Regions from separate parts of the Homo sapiens genome. Here all the other regions are linked to region 4. A link is a contact called in ENCODE Hi-C or POLR2A ChIA-PET data. All regions are on one chromosome and are shown on one strand. Each heading gives the region's core, a stretch centred on a gene start or an enhancer-like site at or near the end of the contact. The rest is flanking DNA. Distances are from core to core; before and after follow the strand shown.

Region 1 (2,700 bases), core at 28-2,527, 180 kb before region 4:
ATTAAATCAGAAATGTAAAAGTCTTAAAACTTCACCTTTTCAAAGAATATCGGGGCCTGGCATGATGACTCATGCCTGTAATCCCAGCACTTTGGGAGGCCAAGGCAGGTGGATCATTTGAGGTCAGGGGCTAAAGACCAGCCTGACCAACATGGTGAAACCTTGTAAAAATACAAAATTTTTTGTACTAAAAATACAAAAATTAGCTGGGCATGATGGCAGGCATGTGTAATCCCAGCTACTTGGGAGGCTGAGGAACGAGAATCGCTTGAACCCGAGAGGCAGAGGTTGCAGTGAGCTGAGATCACACCACTGCACTCCAGCCTAGGTGACAGAGTGAGATTCCATCTCAAAAAAAAAAAAAAAAAAGATAAAAAAGAATATCAGTTTTTTTCCTCTATTTTCATATCAATTAGCTTGTCTTTCTGTTGAGTATCGTTCATGAGTCTGCCGACCATTTTAGGTTGAATATTTCCTCAAAGGCTATTTTATAGTTTCTGAATTTAATCTTTTTTTAAGGGAACATTTTTAGGTTCTATTTAGGACTATAGTAATTAATGTAATTAATAATCAATAATTGCTACCTACTCTGTATGTTGAAGCTAAATCCCCAAATTAAGTTTTAATACTAGTATCTTTTACCTTACTAATTTCTATTAAATTTAAGGCTGAAAAAAATCTTATTTTTTAGCTTAATAGGATCTTTGTCCTATTCAGAAGTTTTGAGTTATTTACATTATTTTACTAGTGAAAATATAAAACCAAAAAACAGTTTATTAGTTGTAATGGTAGTTCTCATTCTTATGGCCAATGCCTTTTTTTTAATGCAGTAAAACAAAATAGACATTTATCTAGCGAACATCCCTTTTCAAACTATAGGGTCAAAGTGAAGGATTCTTTTGATAATGATAGAATATGTGTTTGATCATTTGAGTTTAAAGACTATGGGAAAGGAATTGATAAGATTATTTAAATACTCACGAAAGTGCTTTGGCATTCCACTAATGCTATTCTCTTTTAAGCACATTTTCCTATGAAGTGTGTGCGGTTGCAGTTGCCTACACCATGTCAATGCCTGCTGGTTTTTCCTGCTGTGAAGTTTTTCCTTTACATACACAGATTCATGAAAGAGTTTATGGTGTAGATGATCTGAAACTAAACAGGACACATTTTCATACACTTTAGTACCATTTGAAGACTCTGGGTGTCAGTTGTTGCTGGGACCTGTTTTTGACTCTGATGAACCTTTACTGGTTGTGGTTTGTCTGGCCATCACATGACTTCTCTGAAAATTCCCCCTCCCCTTCATTTCCAGTAAACTGTTTGAGCAGGAGTGAGTCACAGTGAAACCAGCTTCCCTGTAACCACAGGGCTTGTTAAAGAATTTGTCAGCGTGGACTCTAGAGGGTTTGCATTAAGCTTTGCAGTAACTGTTATGGTTTGTGTTGCGTCAGGAGTTCCACAGAAAAGCTTCCTGCTTGCAGGATCTCTTGCTTGTTTGCAAAGAGTTAAACTGATCAACTTTACCATAGTGAACATGAGAGACACATGTTAAACACACTTCTTTATCATTAAAGGCGTTGTCAAAACTACCAAGAATTAGTGTAGTTTCTCTTTTCATAATCAACCAACCACACCCAATAATGTTTAGTTTTTGAAAAGGCGGGCCTGGTAGATAGTCTTTCACAGTTGGCTCATGATTTTATCACAAAGTACCATCAAAATTAAGCAATTTTAAGTGGTCTTGATGGATTCTGTTACAGGATATTTTGACTATTCGCACAGTTAGGTGTCGGTACCAAAGGTCACTTACTTGCACTTTGTTCATCAAGAAAAGGTAGCACTTAGAGTAATTCTGGAGTTGTGATGTCTAAGCACACTTAGCATGATTTATAGTGGAATTCTTCGTGCCCCCTTTTACTTGCTTTCTCTAGAAGCATTTACTTTATTTTGAACTCTTTTGCCACCTCACTCGCAGACTTTAATCTTTCTCCCTTTTAATTTCTTCTATTTCTTTAACTCATTCCCATATTATCAACAAGGAAAGATAGTTGCAATGTGATGCAAGCTGTTAAATGAATGGCCAGTGGGAAACTTGTCTTCTCAACATACATTCCCAAGTGCATTTCTTTTTACATGCGCATTTCTGTATTTAGCCTTGTCACCTTTAGCTAGACTTACTTATCTAAAAAATAAATTTAGGCTGGGCACAATGGCTCACGACTGTAATCCCAGCATTTTGGGAGGCTGAGGCGGGTGGATCACCTGAGGTCAGGAGTTTGAGACCAGCTTGGCCAACATGGTGAAACCCCATCTCTACTAAAAATACAAAAATTAGTGGGGCATGGTGGCAGGTGCCTGTAATCCTGCTACTCAGGAGGCTGAGGCAAGAGAATTGCTTGAACCAGGGAGGCAGAGGATGCAGTGAGCCGAGATCGTGCCACTACACTCCAGCCTGGGTGACAGAGTGAACTTTGTCTCAAAAATAATTAATTAATTAGTTAATTAATTAATTTAGTGAAAACTTTTAAACTCGACCTCCTAAAAATTTCTTTTATTCGGCTTACACTTTTGTAACAAAATAAGAAAAACATTCTAAAAAATGTGGAAGCTAGTTATTCCTCACAGGAAAAAATATACAATAATGAAGTTTGAAATTGTTTATGTTTTAGCCATGCTGTCAGTCATCAAACTAAATTT
Region 2 (2,700 bases), core at 111-2,610, 160 kb before region 4:
AACAAAATAAAATAAAAACATGTTTAGATACACATATACTTACATTGTGTTACAATTGCCTACAGCATTTAGTACAGTAACAGGTTGTGTAGGTTTGTAGCCTAGGAGTGGTAGCTATACTAGATAGCCTAAGTGTGTAGTAGGCTATATAACATCTAGGTTTGTATAAATACACTGCATGATGTTCACACGACAATGAAATCGCCTAACAACTCATTTCTCAGAATATATGCCAGTTGTTAAGCCACACATGACTGGAATGGGTTATAAAGGCAGGTAATTTAAACTTCCATAACATATTAACCAAGTATACATTTATCTTCGGTAACATTGCATTGGTTTTACATGTTTAGGGATTTTCTGTTGCTTTTATTTCATTTTTTTATGTCGCCCAGGCTGTAGTGCAGTGGCACGATCTCTGCTCACTGCAACCTCCGCCTCCCGGGTTCAAGCGATTCTCTTGCCTAGGCCTCCTGAGTAGCTAGGATTACAGGCGCCAGCCACCACGCCTAGCTAATTTTCTGGGTTTGCTTTGTTTGTTTGGTTTTGAGAAAGAGTTTAGCTCTTGTTGCCCAGGCTGGAGTGCAATGGCACGATCTCGGCTCACCACAACCTCTGCCTGCCGTGTTCAAGCAATTCTCCCACCTCAGCCTCCCAAGTAGCTGGGATTACAGGCATGCGCCACCATGCCCGGCTAATTTTGTATTTTTAGTAGAGATGACGTTTCTTCATGTTGGTCAGCCTGGTCTGGAACTCCTGACCTCTGGTGATCCACCCGCCTTGGCCTCCAAAGTGCTGGGATTACAGGCATGAGCCACCGCATATGGCCTTCTGTTGCTTTTAAAGAGATCTTTTCATATGGCTTCCTCGTGAAAATGAAAATGTTTACTGTTACTGTTTGAAGATAAAAGTTACTTCGTATATTTACATTCATGTTGACATCATTAGATTCAAAGATCAATATTTTGCAGACTGTTATTAGCCTTGTAGTTTCTCTTCTCTCTCAATCATAAATATCTTTCTTAAGAAAAAGAAATGTGAAGCAACAATGGTACAGGCATATTCATAGTTTAAGGCTTTGTCTTTCTGTATTTAATCTTGAAATTCAGTGATAAGGAATTGCTGTGACTTTTTTTTATTAGTCTTGTAGTGCTTGGGAAAATGTTTCTTGCGTCTCCTGTTTCAGAAGCGTGATTGGTTTACATATATAATCACTATGGGTTGTGGTAGGAAAGGTAATTTATTTACCTATAATTGGTTTTATTTTTGTGAAAAAAGAAAAGTAGAAAATGATTTGTAATTGCTAATTGTAAATGCATGCTTCATATTTAAGTAGACTTAGAGAATGAAACTATCATCTCAGGCACTTAAGTTGTGAAATAGGTAAAAGTTGTGAAATGTAAATACAGAGAAATGGAACTAATAAAAGGTGTTTGTTTTTAGTTTATGGATTTTTGAAAAAGTGAAAAATGACATGTGAGGAAGTAATCAAATTGGTCATGCTACATTGTTCCCCACAATACTCCAAAACTATTCAAATGAAATATTAATTTTTTTAACTTTTAATGGGAACATTGAATACCTAACATACAATTTGTTTGTAATCTTTTATTTAGTTTTTCTTAAAAATATTGTTTATTATTGGTGTGTATTTGTACTCAGCTTTTTTATTTTACTTGGACTAAAAAGAACAGCAAAATTTGTTTAAAATTTTTTTTAATTTTATAAAAGGGATTTTTTTTGTTTTGGTTTAGCTTTTTGGTGGTGTTAGGTGTGTGAGTAATAGAGTCAAGTTTATTAACAATATACGTAGAATAAAATTCTCATTATAAAGGCAAATGAGAATATATATATTTTAGTTCATAAACAATATTATTCTAAAATCACAATAAGAGCCGCCAAATTATACAAATAATTAAAAAATATACTGAAGTTGTTTTTAGAAAAACAAAGAACTTTTAAAACTACAGAGCAACAAGGAAAGCAAAATTGCACGTAACATATAGAACATTTTGAACAATAAAAGAATAATGTTTTCAATAAAATTATTACATAAAGCTGTTAAAACTATATAACTAAGTTTTATACATGTGGCTTTGAAAGTAAAATAAATTTGGGCCTGGCGCACCGGCTCAAGCCAGTAATCCCAGCACTTTGGGAGGCTGAGGCGGGTGGATCGCCTAAGCTCAGGAGTTTGACACCAGCCTGGGCAACACGGTGAAACTCTATCTCTACTAAAAATACAAAAAATCATCCGGGCGTTGCGGTGTGTGCCTGTAGTCCCAGCTACTCAGGAGGCTGAGGCAGGAGAATCACTTGAACCCGGGAGGCAGATGTTGCAGTGAGCCAAGATCGCACCACTTCACTCACTGCAGCCTGGGCGACAGTGAGACTCCAGCTAAAAAAAAAAAAAAAAAAAAAAGTGAAATAAATTTAAAATAAGAAACAATAAAATATGTTCGTGTTTATCAAATCTAAACATTAAACTTTAGTTATTTTACTATTTTAAAATACCAATGCAGTGCTTTCCTGGTTTTGTTTTCATTACACTGGCAAGGAAAAAAATCAAGAAAATACTGTCCATCAAACTGCATATTATGCTAATGTTTATTTTCTTGAAATAAAAACAACTGTGCAGACTTCATATTAATATAATTTCAGTAAATGTTTGTAGATTATTTGATATATAATGTAATTTAA
Region 3 (2,700 bases), core at 108-2,607, 210 kb before region 4:
TGGGGTTATTTCATTAGCCACCTTGTAATTATTTCCCACTAATAGAAATATGATTCATAATTCTGTAATTAACCAGGTTAACAAAAACAGGAACTTTGGTACTTGATTATGAGAAATGTATTCTGGACATGCTCCTTATATGCATGTACATTATGATTCATCAAGTTACAAGACAAAAAGATGATTAAAGAACCATTTGTAAACTGTATGTAACATTAAGGATTTATAAAGCCTGTTCTTAATAGCAAAGGAGTCCATGGGCTACAATTTACTCTCCTATATAATGTGATGTATGTACAATTTTTGACACTAGGTGGAGCAGTTTCCTGGCAAAAGACTTCACAAAGCCCCATATCCCTTTCAGTTAAGCCCAGCTTCTAGACAAAGAACTGTAAAGAGAAGAAAAACGATCGACAATCATTTTATAATTTAAAAACATACCCAAATATTTAGCTATAAGTAGAAGGCTGAATATATTTTACAATTTTTCTGTTTGCCATATATTTTAACCATTGGATTTTCTCATGTTTAAAGTGTTAGTTTTACTTTCTAGAAGCAGTTTGGAAGTAGAAAAGTTGGGAACTATTCAGTTACATTGTAGAATAGATCAGGTTTTATTAGAAGCTGTAACATCAAGGTGTTATCCTTTGAATGATATCTGTGAGCCATTTTGTTTCATATGACCATTTTTATAGAAAAAAAGTACTTTTTGTTATAAATTAGATACAAAGAAAATTGTGAGATACGTGCCCCTGTGTAAGATTCAGAGCCTGTTTCTGCTTTAAAGTTTGGGATTATTTCATTATTAAAATATGTGTTAAAAATTGTACATTTACCCTGAAGTACAGGTCAATTGATGACTAAAAAGAAAACAAAAAAAATTATACATTTAAAAAATCTGACATCTTAATTGCTTTTTCATATTTATGACCTCCTCTGTATATGGCACCCTAAGGAGGAAGTACTGTATAGTATTCTGCACTTTTTAAAAGCTGTTTTTTCCTTAGTATAGACATTTCTGATACTTTTTGACTCTTGGCTATTGCTAAAAGTAAATATTATTTGGAAAACTGCATTCATATGGGTTGAAATAAAATAGTGAAATAGTTTCAGTAAGTGAAATATTGTAGTAGTTAATACCATAAAGTGGAATCATTCTTTTTTTAAAAAATTGTTAGCCAGCTTCTTCCCTATCAATTCAGCTTGACTTCTGACTATTGCTTTATTGCTCATTTGTCTATCCTCCTTTTAAGACAAAAAAGAAATTACCAAAAGTTAAGGCTGTGGTGTGACTTGATACCAGATGCTTATAACTATGGCTATAAGCATGCAGTGACTCAGTGCTGTTTCAGGAAGACCAACAGACCCTTCTTAGAAAAAAATCTATTTGCCTTTTGTTTGATGAAGGCATGAAAGCTCTTCTCCCTGTCTTTCCCTAAGGAATGACTCATATATTAACTCTGCTGAGCATCACCACATCAAAAGAAGAAACCAAGGTCTTCAGGACATCAGGCTGGGTTTTTGCCAAGGAAAAGGGGTATGCACAGACTGGGTAACTTCCTGCCCTTAAGTTTATTAATGTATGCTTAAATGAAAGCCAAGAAAATTTAGTTTAGCTTAAATTTGTTGTTGAGCATACATTTTAAACAATTTATACTAGCCCCCCCCGCCCTTTTTTAACAGCTCTCATAAATATGTAGTTCATTTCTCTTGAATACTTAAGTCAACTGTATGATCAAAAGTTGCTTGGGTCTAGAGAACAAAGGTGAAACATGCCTTCTTTTTCTTTTTCTTTTTCTTTTTTTTTTAGACGGAGACTCACTCTGTCTCCCAGGCTGGAGTGCAATGGCGCGATCTTGGCTCACGGCAAACTCCATCTCCCACGTTCAAGCGATTCTCCTGCCTCACCCTCCCGAATAGTTGGGACTACAAGCATGCGCCACCACACCCGGCTAATTTTTTGTATTTTTAGTAGAGACAGGAGTTTCACAATGTTGGCCAGGCTGGTCTCGAACTCCTGACCTCAAGTGATCTGCCCGCCTCAGCCTCCCAAACTGCTGGGATTACAGGCGTGAGCCACCACACCTGGCCAAACATGCCTTTTAATATGGATTAATTCAATATAATAAAAATAGCTTCAAAGACAGTACCTTATAACTTGGAGCATGAACTAATACTATAGAGTTCATATTTCTTTTGTTTTGGCCAGCAATTTTATATTTGCACTTTTATAGTATAATCTCATATTTCTACCCTGTGACCTAGGTAACAAGCATTATTAGGCTTTTTGTTAAACAAAGGAAGAGATAGAAGTTACCAACAGTAATTTACCAACAGATTTAGAAAACTGAAATCCACATTAATGCATGCCCCGGTTACTGCTTTTTGACAGTTTGTTTCTTTGTTTTTTGTTTTGGTTTTTGGTTTTTTTTTTTTTTGAGACAGGGTCTTGCTCTGTCGCTCAGGCTGGAGTGCAGTGGCATGATCATAGCTCACTGCAACCTTGAACTCCTGGGCTCGAGTGGTCCTCCCATCTCAGCCTCCCAAGTAGCTGGGACTACAGGCATATGCCACCACACTGGGCTAATATTTTTTCTTAGTAGAGACGGAATCTCACTGTGTTGTCCGAGCTAGTCTCGAACTCCTGGGCTCAAGTGATCCTGCTGCCTCGGCCTCTCAAAGTGTTAGGATTTCAAGCAT
Region 4 (2,700 bases), core at 159-2,658:
CCAGCAGTATATTCCTCACTGGGTATCCTTTATTCACTAAAGGAGTAGCAAATAATCACAACAGATGAATTTTCAGGTTATTTATCACTGGACTCCTCCCTTCTCCCTTAATGCCAAGGCTCTGCTGCCCTACACAAATGATCTTTTAGGGAACATTTGCACCAAAAAAAAAAAAGTTGAGCTGCAAATGCTTCCAGTTCTCTAATGGCAGAAGGCATCCGCAAAACAGTCATGAAGTATGGGTACCCAGCAGATGTTAATGAGCACCAGTCCTCACTGGGTACTCTGGTACATTTACTTTTCCCAAATGGTGCAGTTTCATCTCTGATGTAGATTCTACATCAAAGAAGTTTCATAAGGAAGAGTGAGCCAGTATTTTTTAATGGTTGGAAATGTTAGGAAAAAAAACAACATTAAATCTTAATGCCTTATTATCATCATAGGTAACTAATAATAAACACTGCACTTAGGTGACCTACAAATTAGATTTTCTGCTCAAGCAGCTTTCCCAAAGCTCATAAAGTTTCCAATAATTAATGGTGCCACCAATAATATTACCTCCCCGCGCAAAAGAATGTTACCTAAATACATTTAAAGCATAGATACTTTGGAGAGTCACCACGTAATTGCTAGGTAACTCTTTAGTCTGAATAAGCAGTTACACAGTCCGCCCAATAAAATGCCACCGTCGGTGGTGTGTGTATTACGGAGGGAGGGGTGTGAGGAAAGAGGACTCTAGCAGAGAAAGATCTCTCTAATAAATGATCCAGTGTGGACCTCCTAGAAACAGAAGAACAGAGTCGGAATCCCAGCTGACAAAACGCAGAGGCTATCCCACACTGCCGTGCTTTTCCCGTTTGTCTAGGAGGAGGCTAGAGTTAACGTCAGGGAATGTTCTGTGTCATTCTATTTCACTCCCAGGACTGAACAGTGGTGCAGTCACCGTGTCTGGCGGTTTGGGTTTCAGTGCTTTTCACTAAAGGCTTTCACCGAGGCCCCGACGCCACGGGTGTTATTTCGTCAAAACTGAAGAGCGACGTTGGACAGCAGGCTTTCAGTGTCTTTTCTATAAATAACATAGAACCCTCCCACTTTCCTTCATGCACAGACAAGAAAGAGGAGAAAAAAGGGAAGAAAATTCAACACAACTCTTCCGGAATCTCCGAGGGCAGAGTTCTCCACCCACGTCCGAGCCTCGAGTGCCTATTCTCCCCAGAGCCCCCTGCGCCGCGGCCCCTCGCCGCCTCCTCCTCTGCCCGCTTCCCCCAGGCCTAACCTCTCATGACCAGAAGCGGACGGAGGTGTCGGGAGCGACAGCAAGAACAGCGGCATACACCGCCTCCAGCCCTTCAGTCGGGGCCATCAACCGCAAACCCCGCAAGCTCTTCTCTCAGCCCGGCGGCAACGGCGGCGGCGCGCGCGCTCCCCGGACGTTCTCACGCGCGCGCGCGCGCCCTGCCCCGGCTCCACCTCCTAGCCCCGCCCCCGCACCGCGCCGAGTGGAGAGCTCACGGCTGCCGGGGTGTTTTGGCAGCGAGAACAAGCGAGCTGCGCCTGAGAACGGCCTTCAGGCCTGGCGCTAAATAATAAGTCGTTGTTATGTGTTATGTATTTATGTGGCATCCACCACACGCCTCCGAGATCCTGGGCGTTTTGAGGTTAAAAATGTTCAGGCTTGGAGAACCTACCCCTGGAGGAGTGTTAGGGTTTCCGGGCTCGGATGTCCGCGAGCTTGACGCCTGACCTAGTTGTGTCTGTCTGGGCGGTGACGTTTGGTCTGAGCTGACCTTTCCTCACAATCGTGAATTTGGGCTGTGAGGATCAGGCCTTGTCAGAACCCGAGATGAGAGGAGAGAGGTGCGGAGAGTCTGCGTGGGGTGGAAGTAGAAGTTAGAGTTGAAAAACCTGTCTTGCGTGGGGTATAGAGGACCCTACTGCCCTCAAAATAATTATGTTAATCTAAAACTGTTCTAAAATTAAAAGGTTATTAAGAAAACGAAGTTTAGGTCGGGCGCAGTGGCTCACACCTGTAATCCCAGTATTTTGGGAGGCCGAGGCGGGCGGGTCACTTGAGCTCAGGAGGTAGAGACCAGCCTGGCCAACATGGTGAAACCCGTCTCTATTAAAACTACAAAAATTAGCCGGGGGCGTTGGCTCACACTTGTAATCCCCGCTACAGATACTCGGGAAGCTGAGGCATACGAGAATCACTTGAACCCGGGAGGTGGAGTTTGTAGTGAGCCAAGATCGTGCCACTGCACTCCAGCCTGGGCAACAGAGTGAGTGAGACTCGGTCTCAAAAAATAAATAAATAAAATAAATTCTGTTAATCTAAAACTGTTCTAAAATTAAAAGGTCATTAAGAAAACGAAGCTGAGGAGGGGAGTGGTAGCTCACACCTGTAATCCCAGCACTTTGGGAGGCCAAGGCGGGTGGATCACAAGGTCAAGAGATCGTGGCCACATCCTGGCCAATATGGTGAAACCCCGTCTCTACTAAAAATACAAAAATTAGCCGGGTGTGGTGGTGCGTGCCTGTAATCTCAGCTACTCGGGAAGCTGAGGCAGGAGAATCGCTTGAACCCGGGAGGCGGAGGTTGCAGTGAGCCGGGATTAGCCACTGCACTCCAGCCTGGCAACAGAGCGACACTCCGTCTAAAAAAAAAAAGGTTTAGGCCTGGCGTGGTGGCTCACCCCTGTA

The links. A loop is a pair of places that touch in the nucleus more often than their neighbours do. ChIA-PET counts read pairs that join two places held with the same protein, here RNA polymerase II (POLR2A). Pooled maps may share reads with other maps.
Region 1: a pooled map shows a loop between it and region 4 (8-fold over the local background). The contact joins the enhancer-like site here to the promoter of RNFT1 in region 4. A Hi-C loop is called at or near these places in 7 of 50 pooled maps. POLR2A ChIA-PET finds 5 or more read pairs at or near these places in 5 of 52 experiments (CD4-positive, alpha-beta T cell, CD4-positive, alpha-beta memory T cell, MCF 10A and 2 more).
Region 2: a loop to region 4 is called in a pooled map, with 2.0 times the contacts of the local background. The contact joins the enhancer-like site here to the promoter of RNFT1 in region 4. A Hi-C loop is called at or near these places in 1 of 50 pooled maps. POLR2A ChIA-PET finds 5 or more read pairs at or near these places in 2 of 52 experiments (H1 and activated CD4-positive, alpha-beta T cell).
Region 3: a pooled map shows a loop between it and region 4 (4-fold over the local background). The contact joins the enhancer-like site here to the promoter of RNFT1 in region 4. A Hi-C loop is called at or near these places in 1 of 168 maps with a recorded cell type or tissue (sigmoid colon), 4 of 37 single-sample maps with no recorded cell type and 15 of 50 pooled maps. POLR2A ChIA-PET finds 5 or more read pairs at or near these places in 14 of 52 experiments (A549, A673, CD4-positive, alpha-beta T cell and 9 more).

The regions. Positions count from the first base shown.
Region 1 is chr17:59,785,339-59,788,038 of GRCh38, forward strand. All of the region lies in intron 7 of VMP1 (vacuole membrane protein 1), which reads left to right. Among named protein-coding and RNA genes, the nearest start is that of MIR21, 55 kb to the right of the region's middle. RefSeq lists an enhancer at 1,103-1,582. Within about 2 kb of position 1,278, at least 30 of the 41 ENCODE cell types and tissues checked have a DNase peak (open chromatin) inside an H3K27ac peak, as active enhancers do; they include CD4-positive, alpha-beta T cell and endothelial cell of umbilical vein, where a contact is called at or near this core.
Region 2 is chr17:59,802,216-59,804,915 of GRCh38, forward strand. All of the region lies in intron 7 of VMP1 (vacuole membrane protein 1), which reads left to right. Among named protein-coding and RNA genes, the nearest start is that of MIR21, 38 kb to the right of the region's middle. Within about 2 kb of position 1,361, at least 2 of the 41 ENCODE cell types and tissues checked have a DNase peak (open chromatin) inside an H3K27ac peak, as active enhancers do.
Region 3 is chr17:59,753,319-59,756,018 of GRCh38, forward strand. The region is part of intron 5 of VMP1 (vacuole membrane protein 1); the gene reads left to right. Among named protein-coding and RNA genes, the nearest start is that of VMP1, 47 kb to the left of the region's middle. RefSeq lists enhancers at 892-2,091, 935-1,777. Within about 2 kb of position 1,358, at least 10 of the 41 ENCODE cell types and tissues checked have a DNase peak (open chromatin) inside an H3K27ac peak, as active enhancers do; they include A673 and PC-9, where a contact is called at or near this core.
Region 4 is chr17:59,963,332-59,966,031 of GRCh38, forward strand. RNFT1 (ring finger protein, transmembrane 1) reads right to left here and starts at 1,409. Exons shown (of 9, transcript NM_016125.4): 1 at 1,277-1,409. The coding sequence starts at 1,332. It overlaps RNFT1-DT (RNFT1 divergent transcript), which reads left to right and starts at 1,765. Exons shown (of 4, transcript NR_110815.1): 1 at 1,765-1,857. It also overlaps the pseudogene TBC1D3P1-DHX40P1. RefSeq lists a silencer at 1,350-1,479 and an enhancer at 1,510-1,779.